Linked DNA regions of Homo sapiens: regions 1 and 3 are each linked to region 2. A link is a contact called in ENCODE Hi-C or POLR2A ChIA-PET data. All regions are on one chromosome and are shown on one strand. The core of a region is the stretch at or near the end of the contact, and the rest is flanking DNA. Distances in the headings are between cores, read along the strand shown.

Region 1 (2,700 bases), core at 87-2,586, 57 kb before region 2:
CAGATCACCGAGCCCAAGAGTTCAAGACAATCCTGGCCAACGGCGAAACTCTGTCTCTACAAAAAATATACAGGCGTGTTAGCATGTGCCTGTAATCCCAGCTTCTTGGGAAGCTGAGGCACAAGAATTGCCTGAACCCAGGAGGTGGAGGTTGCAGTGAGCTGGGATCGCGCCATTGCACTCCAGCCTGGCTGACAGAGCGAGACTGTCTCTAAAAAAAAAAGACTCAAGTGGACCCTACAATGAAGCCTACACATCCCAATAGAAGCCCCTTCTTATGCTGAGGGAAGCAGCCCTCAGAACATGATAGCTTGTATCCAGCAGAGTGGCACGTGCTGGCACACCTCACAGAAGCACCCTGGCCCTGGATGCCTGCAACCTCAGAAGAGTGCAGCTCCCAGAGGGAGGCAGCCATCCATCTGGGATGGTCCTAAGCATGGAATCCTAACTCCTGATTCCGTCTCCTATTTCTTGCTTGGCTACGCCAGTTCCCAAATCTGGTAGATGTCCATGCCCATGTGCTCCTGCTGGGACTCAATTCAGGCTATGTATGACTATGAAGTCAGGCTCATCTGCTTACTGGCTGTGTGAACTTTTTGTATCTTGGTTTTCTTCATCCATGAAATCCAAGTAATACTACCTAATTGTTACTGTGGAGATTAAGTTCAAATGCAATGTATAGTAATATTAAGCAATTTCTAGTTATTATTCTAGCCAGTAATGGACTTCAGAATCTTTTATTACACAATATAAGAATATGTATGTAAAGACATTTTGGAATTTCCTGGATGAGAAGGAAGTCTGGGCTGGGCATGGTGGCTCACGCCTGTAACCCTAGCACTTTAGGAAATCGAGGCGAGTGGATCACTTAAGCTCAGGAGTTCAAGGCCAGCCTGGGCAACATGGCAAAACCCCATTTCTACAAAAAATACAAAAATTAGCTGGGCATGGTGGCACCCGCCTGTAGTCCAGCTACTTGAGGCTGAGATGGGAGGATGAGGGAGGTCGGGGCTGCAGTGAGCCAAGATCACGCCACTGCACTCCAGCACCCTGGGCGACAGAGTGAGACCCTGTCTCAAAAAAAAAAAAAAAAAAAAAGATTGGGCCAAAATACTGTGATAAAATAGCAGGCCTGCTGATAAAAGTTTATCTGAATGCATTGAGAGGAAAAGTCCAGACCTAGGACTAGTTATGGCAGTTGGAGAGAAAGAACATCGGGATGTTTGAAAATATGCCATTGACTATCTTAACTACTGTAATTTTATCATTTCCAACGTCATCTAACTGGGGACTAGAACAAACTGTGAATTCACTTTCAGCAACCAGAGGGCGCTAATCCACACCCACATCGCTCTGCCCTGTTCCACCCAGCAGGGGCAACAAGGATATAACTTGGGGTTCTCGGTATTCTTCCTTTAGTCCTGACACAGGCAGCCTTGCACTTTGTAGCAGCAGGAGGGCACTTGCTTTAAGCATATCTTTCGAAAGGCATCCATTGAGAGAATAATGCATTCTCCCCTTGCTGTGTATGACATGGAACAGTATGACCATTGCACTAGCTTTGTTTTTGGTTTGTTTTGTTTTTTTTTTAATTCCAGGGGTGGGAGGTTGGTTGGTTGAAGTCTAAGCTCTTCCTTTTTCACCTGGGTTTTTTTTTTTTGGGGGGGGTGGGGGGTTAGGGGTGGGGCGGGTGGGGAAGAGCCAAAATTTTAACCATTTTTAAGCATATAATTTGGGGGTATCAGTTACTGGATCTAAGCATGTCCACTCTACACGCTTTTTTTTTTTTTTTTTTTTTTTTTTTTTGAGATGGAGTCTTGCTCTGTTACCCAGGCTGCACTGCAGTGGCATGATCTCGGCTCACTGCAACCTCTGCCTCCCCAGTTCAAGCAATTCTCATGCCTCAGCCTCCCAAGTAGCTGGGACCACAGGTGTGTGCCACCACGCCCAGCTAATTTTTGTATTTTTTAGTAGAGACAGGGTTTCACCATGTTGGCCAGGCTGGTCTCAAACTCCCAACCTCAAATGATCCGGCCACCTTGGCCTCCCAAAATGCTGGCATTACAGGCGTGAGCCACCACACCCGGCTTACATGCATTTTTTATCACCACAAACTGAAACTCTGTACCCACTGAAAAAGAGCTCCAAATTCCACCCTCACCCCAGACCCTGGTAACCACTATTTCACTTTCTTTCTGAATTTCCCTTCATATGAGTGGGATCAAACAAGAGTTGTCCTTTTGTGTTTAGCATTCTTACTTAGCAAGCCATCAACTGCTCGAACAGTCACTGGGGCAACTACTTTTCGCCCAGTGTCCTCCAGAAAAGAAAGATCTGGAGGGTCAGGCCACTCTTTTTCTTCAAAATAATGGGGTGCAGAAGGGTAGGGATGAACCTCTTCCTCCTTTGCCACTTTAGCTTTAGCTCAAAGGAACTCCAACTTTTTATTATTTGCAACAGTTAGCTTTCTTTGTTTCACATCTCTGCCTTGCAGAACCATGACCTATCAAGGTGTTTTGTCAAACAAAAACTAATACTTTCCCTGGGAAAAAGCCATGTGGTAGCAAGTACCAGAAATTTTTATGGCCAAATAATACACCACTATATCCATAGACCGCATTTGGTTTATCCACTCATCTGCTGATTGTTTCCCCCTCTTGGGTATTATGAGTAATGCTATGAACATGGGTGTACACATCT
Region 2 (2,700 bases), core at 86-2,585:
TCCTATAAAGCTATTTCAGGACATGGATTCAGCAAAGATACAGCTTCCATCTTTTCATTTTAGTGAATTTCAAAGTCATATTTCCTTCTACTTTACTGGACATATTGGAGTGACACAAATCTGAGATTCATAGAATTTTAAAATGTTAGAGCTGGAGAAACTTCTATGTTTATAGGATATCTCTACAAACCCTTATTTATTTTTTATTTTATTTTTTTGAGACAGAGTCTTACTCTGTCACCCAGGCTGGAGTGCAGTGGTGTGATCTTGGCTCACTGCAACCTCCACCTCCCGGGTTCAAGTGATTCTCCTGCCTCAGCCTCCTGAGTAGCTGAGACTTCAGGTGTGTGCCACCATGTCTGGCTAATTTTTGTATTTTTAGTAGAGATAGAGTTTCACCATGTTGGCCAGGCTGGTCTCAAACTCCTGACCTCAGGGATCTGCCCACCTTGGTCTCCCAAAGTGCTGAGATTATAGGCGTGAGCCACCAAGCCCAGCCTACAAACCTTATTTAACATCTGACTTTCAACATTTGAATTTGAAGTCCTTTAAAATTGGGTAATGTTTCTTATAATCCTAGGAGGGAAAAGTAAGAGCTTTCTTTTCTCTTTGTTTTCTTCCTCCTTTTAATAAAAACAAATAGACAAAACTGTTTGTTAGATGGAACTTAAGAGAACTTTGTCAAGAGAGAACTTCAAGACGACCTGGAATATCTTTTTTTTTTTTTTTTTTTAGACAGAATTTCCTTCTGTTGCCCAGGCTGGAGTACAGTGGCTTGATCTTAGCTCACTGCAATCTTCTCCTCCCGGGCTCAAGCGATCCTCCCACCTCAGCCTCCCAAGTAGCTGGGACTACAGACACGCTTCTGAGCTCAAGCCATCCAACCGCCTCGGCCTCCCTAAATGCTGGGATTATAGGCATGGGCCAACCATGCCTGGCCAGCCTGGAATATTCTACGTTGACCTCACACACCACCCTTCCCAAAGTGGACTCAAATGCTAGAATCTGCCCTTACTGCAAAGAGAGAGAGGGCTTATCAGTCACTTTCATGAGTCACCCAGGCTGCTGCACATACTAACTATCCAATATGCAGCAACAAATCAGAAGCAGGCCAAGGTTCATGGCATACACACTTGAGCAATCCTCAGAGAGAGGCTGCCAGAAGCCACATGCATTCTACCCCCTCAGCGTTCCTCTCATCCGCCCTTCCTCATCAGCGAGGTGGCTTCCTTGGGGTCTTTCAGAGCTCAAGCGTGGGTGACATCCAGGAAGTGGGCTCTGCCCTTGAGCTCCCAGTGCAGGCCAGGAGCCTCCCTTCTCTAGTCCTGCCCCTTCCTTGGCACTCACACAAGGATTTTGTGACCTCCCTCTGCACCTCCTGAACACTAATTACAGGTGTGTGTCTACACACATGACTACCTCAGAAGCTACAGGACAGCCTCTGTGCACAGAATTCCTTAGGTAAGGGCGAGGGCACAATTGCACAAGCCTTGCCTCGGCCAAGTTTTCCACTAAAAACAAATTGTTACTTGGCAGCCAAAGCAATTAGGCCCAGTTCAGGAAATTATCTACCCCCGAATAGAGCACCAAAACAGTCTGGGACCACCAGCCTTCCCCACCGTCTTCACATGTGGTTCAATAGAACTGAGCAATGCATGTATTTGTTCACAACAATTTATGCAAGAGTTGGATTCAGGAATAAGCAGCTCAAAAATGTATTTATGGCTAACAAAATTAGATGGTTAGAGAAAGATGGGTGGTAGATGTGATGTTCTCAGAGTTAGTTAATTAGCATTACTAGTTTTCGAGCCCTACACTCTTCTTTTTTTTTTTTTTTTTTTTTGAGACAGAAGTCTCCCTCTGCCACCCATGCTGGAGTGCAGTGGCACGATCTTGGCTCACTGCAACCTCTGCCTCCTGGGTTGAACCGATTCTTATGCCTCAGCTTACCAAGTAGCTGGGACTACAGGCATGCACCACTACACCTGGCTAATTTTTGTATTTTTAGTAGAGATGGGGTTTCACCATGTTAGCCAGGCTGGTCTTGAAATCCTGACTTCAAGTGACCCACCAGCCTCAGCCTCCCAAAGTGCTGGATTATAGGCATGCGCCACCACACCCGGCCTTCTTATTATTATTTATAAGAAACCCCACCTTTACTAAGAGTACAAAAATTAGCTGGGCATGGTAGTGCACACCTGTAATCCCAGCTACAGGGAGGTTGAACTCGGGAGGCAGAGGCTGCAGTGAGCCAAGATTGCACCACTGTACTCCAGCCTGGGCAACAGAGTGAGACTCTGTGTAAAAACAACAACAACAAAAATTCTGAGAGGTGAGGGGACAAAAAGGGAGATGAAAATCAGATCCCAGAAGTACAAGCACATGCAGATGTGGAAGCGTGACAGTGCCGATACGAATCCCTGTGGAGAGTGCCCGTGGATGCATATGGGGAATAATAAGAGGTGAGTTCAGGGACAGTCCTGCAGACCATGCTACAGAGCTCCTGTTTTATCTTATGGGTGGGGAGCCATTCAAGAGTGTAAGCAGACAAGCAGGTTTGTGTCTGGGCAAGAGCATTCTGGATGCTAAATCCACAAGGGGTTGGAGAGGGGCACCATCAGCGTCAGGGAGACCAGACAGCCTGTAGCAGTGACCAGGTGAGGGATGATCTGGGCTTTGGTTGTAGCTTGGGTGTAGACA
Region 3 (2,700 bases), core at 91-2,590, 34 kb after region 2:
CAGCAGTGGCAGTGTGTCTTGTTCAGATCAGTGTCTGGCACATAGTAGGTGCCCAGAAATACTTGTGGCCTGACTTCAGCCAGCTTCCCAGAGCAACTGAGTTTCTGGAGGAGGAGGCCTTTGGGGCGGGATTTTGGGGGAAGACCAGGGGGCCTTGGTGTGCTGGCATGCAGAGGCACCAATATTTAGAAAAGTGTCACCCACATAGGCTTGACACCATGGTGTATGCCTGTAATCCCAGCACTTTAGGAGGCTGAGGTGGGAGGATCACTTGAGGCCAGGAGTTCAAGACCAGTCAGGGTAACACAGTGAGATCCTGTCTCTACAAAAAATTTACCAAAAATAGGGCTGGGCACAGTGGCTCACACCTATAATCCCAGCACTTTGGGAGGCCCAGGAGGGTGGATCACTTGAGATCAGGAGTTCAAGACCAGCCTGGCTAACATAGCAAAACCCCGTCTCTACTAAAAATACAAAAATTAGCCAGGCGTGGTGGCGGGGACCTGTAATCCCAGGTACTCAGGAGGCTGAGGCAGGGAGAATAGCTTGAACCTGGGAGGCGGAGGTTGCAGTGAGCCAAGATCACGCCATTGCACTCCAGCCTGGGTGACAGAGTGAGACTCTGTCTCAAACAAACAAACAAACAAACAAAAAACAATTACAAAAAAGAATTAGCCAAATGTAGTGGTGTGCACCTGTAGTTCCAGCTACTCAGGAGGCTGAGGTGAGAGGATTGTTTGGGCCCAGGAGGTGAAGGATGGGTCTTGTATAGTACTTGCATAGTACTCTGTAAATGTTTGACAAATTAGTGAATCACATTATTAACAACATGCATTTCACTAAGGAAATGATTAAAAAAAAGCCAGGTACAGTGGCTCACGAAAACAAGGCAAAATGATAACATTTCAACTATAAATAGCAGAGCAAGCAGTTCCTCTGTCATCCTGCAAAACAATGAGGTTGCAGTGATCCCAGATCGTGCCACTGGACTCCAGCCTGGGCCACAGAGCAAGACCCTGGCTCAATAAATTTAATTTAATTTAAACAAAAAATAAAATCTTGAACCCTGTGATGCCAGGACTCCCAAGAGCCACAGTCACCTAAGAATTCCAGCCAACATCTATTGAAGGCTGACTGTGTGCCAGGCACGGGTCTAAGCACTTTACATGGATTCATCCAATCCTCACAGTGGCTCAAGCCTGTAATCCCGGGACTTTGGGAGGCCAAAGCAGGAGCTATGATTGTGCCTCTGCACTCCAGCCTGCAGGACAGAGCAAGATCCTGTCTCTTTAAAAGAAAAAAAAAAGTGCCACGTATGTAATAAATGCTCCAAAGAAACATTAGAGGTGACGTTGATGATGGTGAGGTGATTAGTCATGAGTGACCAAGAAGCCAAAGGCAGAGGCTGGAGCCAGTTCCTGCGGATGCGTCCAACTCTGGAATCCTTGGAGATGTTTCTTTTTTCTTTCCTTTTTTTCCTTTTTTTGAGAGAGGGTCACCCAGGCTGGAGTGCAGTGGCACAATCACAGCTCATTGTAGCCTCAAGCTCTCTGAGGGATGTTTTTGAAATCCATGGATAATGATGTTTCTCTGCCTCTCCCTTGTCAGAGAAGCCTGGGGCCCAGGAGCTGGCAGGTCCCTATACCCCCTCCTGGAAGTCCACACTGCAGGCTTGTCCAGGAGCTTGCCTGGGTGGGACTTCGCTGGGCTAGGCACAGCAGGCCTCCCAGTCAGACTCCAGGGGACCAGAGCTGAAGAATCAGCCCCCACCAGCACACTCCCAGTTCCTCCTCTGCTGTTGGACACGGCTCTCAAGTTACTTCCCTGTGTGTGTGGTGGGGGAGTGAAGGGGACTCTATTTATCCTTCAAGCAACATGAAGGAAGAGGCTCATTGTTTTGCAGGATGACAGAGGAATTGCTTGCTCTGCTATTTATAGTTTGAAATGTTATCATTTTGCCTTGTTTTCGTGGCCTGAAGTCCCCAGCGCTTCCTGTCTAGCAGTCCTCATTCTCTCCCTTTGCACAGTCTGCCTTTAGTTTAAAATCTTGGGGCTGGGCGCGGTGGCTCACGCCTGTGCTCCCAGCACTTTGGGAGGCCGAGGCGGGTGGATTGCTTGGGCTCAGGAGTTTGAGACCAGCCTGGGCAAAATAGTGAAACCCCGTCTCTACTAAAAATACAAAAATTAGCTGGGTATGGTGGGAGCCGGGCCAGCTATCTGGGAGGATGAGGTGGGAGGATGGCTTGAGCCTGGGAGGCGGAGGTGCAGTGATCCCAGATCGTGCCACTGGACTCCAGCCTGGGCCACAGAGCAAGACCCTGGCTCAATAAATTTAATTTAAACAAAAAATAAAATCTTGAACCCTGTGATGCCAGGACTCCCAAGAGCCACAGTCACCTAAGAATTCCAGCCAACATCTATTGAAGGCTGACTGTGTGCCAGGCACGGGTCTAAGCACTTTACAAGGATTCATCCAATCATCACAGCAATGCTTTGAGGCAGATGCCACTATCATCCCCACTTTACAGAGGAGAAAACTGAGGCACGGGGTTGGTAAATTACCTCTCCAAAGTTGTCAGGTGGTAAGCAGGAAGAACAGATCCCAATCTCTGAACCACAAACACCTATATCTCGGAGAAAGGCAGCTCCTGTTTCTGGAACTTGGATTGGAAGAAAAGTAAAGACCAGTCCAGCACCGTG

Evidence for each region. Hi-C counts contacts between places; a loop is a spot of excess contacts on that map. ChIA-PET counts read pairs that join two places held with the same protein, here RNA polymerase II (POLR2A). Pooled maps may share reads with other maps.
Region 1: POLR2A ChIA-PET joins it to region 2 with 20 read pairs in activated naive CD4-positive, alpha-beta T cell. The contact joins two enhancer-like sites. A Hi-C loop is called at or near these places in 1 of 168 maps with a recorded cell type or tissue (Calu3) and 8 of 50 pooled maps. POLR2A ChIA-PET finds 5 or more read pairs at or near these places in 14 of 52 experiments (AG04450, CD4-positive, alpha-beta T cell, GM12878 and 10 more).
Region 3: a map of PC-9 shows a loop between it and region 2 (5-fold over the local background). The contact joins two enhancer-like sites. A Hi-C loop is called at or near these places in 5 of 168 maps with a recorded cell type or tissue (IMR-90, OCI-LY7, PC-9 and 2 more) and 15 of 50 pooled maps. POLR2A ChIA-PET finds 5 or more read pairs at or near these places in 6 of 52 experiments (A673, HEK293T, MCF 10A and 2 more).

What each region holds. Positions count from the first base shown.
Region 1 is chr16:48,352,420-48,355,119 of GRCh38, forward strand. It overlaps LONP2 (lon peptidase 2, peroxisomal), which reads left to right. Exons shown (of 15, transcript NM_031490.5): 15 at 1-2,700. Among named protein-coding and RNA genes, the nearest start is that of SIAH1, 32 kb to the right of the region's middle. Within about 2 kb of position 1,337, at least 7 of the 41 ENCODE cell types and tissues checked have a DNase peak (open chromatin) inside an H3K27ac peak, as active enhancers do.
Region 2 is chr16:48,409,081-48,411,780 of GRCh38, forward strand. No RefSeq gene overlaps it. Among named protein-coding and RNA genes, the nearest start is that of SIAH1, 25 kb to the left of the region's middle. Within about 2 kb of position 1,336, at least 9 of the 41 ENCODE cell types and tissues checked have a DNase peak (open chromatin) inside an H3K27ac peak, as active enhancers do; they include PC-9, where a contact is called at or near this core.
Region 3 is chr16:48,443,436-48,446,135 of GRCh38, forward strand. No RefSeq gene overlaps it. Among named protein-coding and RNA genes, the nearest start is that of SIAH1, 59 kb to the left of the region's middle. Within about 2 kb of position 1,341, at least 12 of the 41 ENCODE cell types and tissues checked have a DNase peak (open chromatin) inside an H3K27ac peak, as active enhancers do; they include PC-9, where a contact is called at or near this core.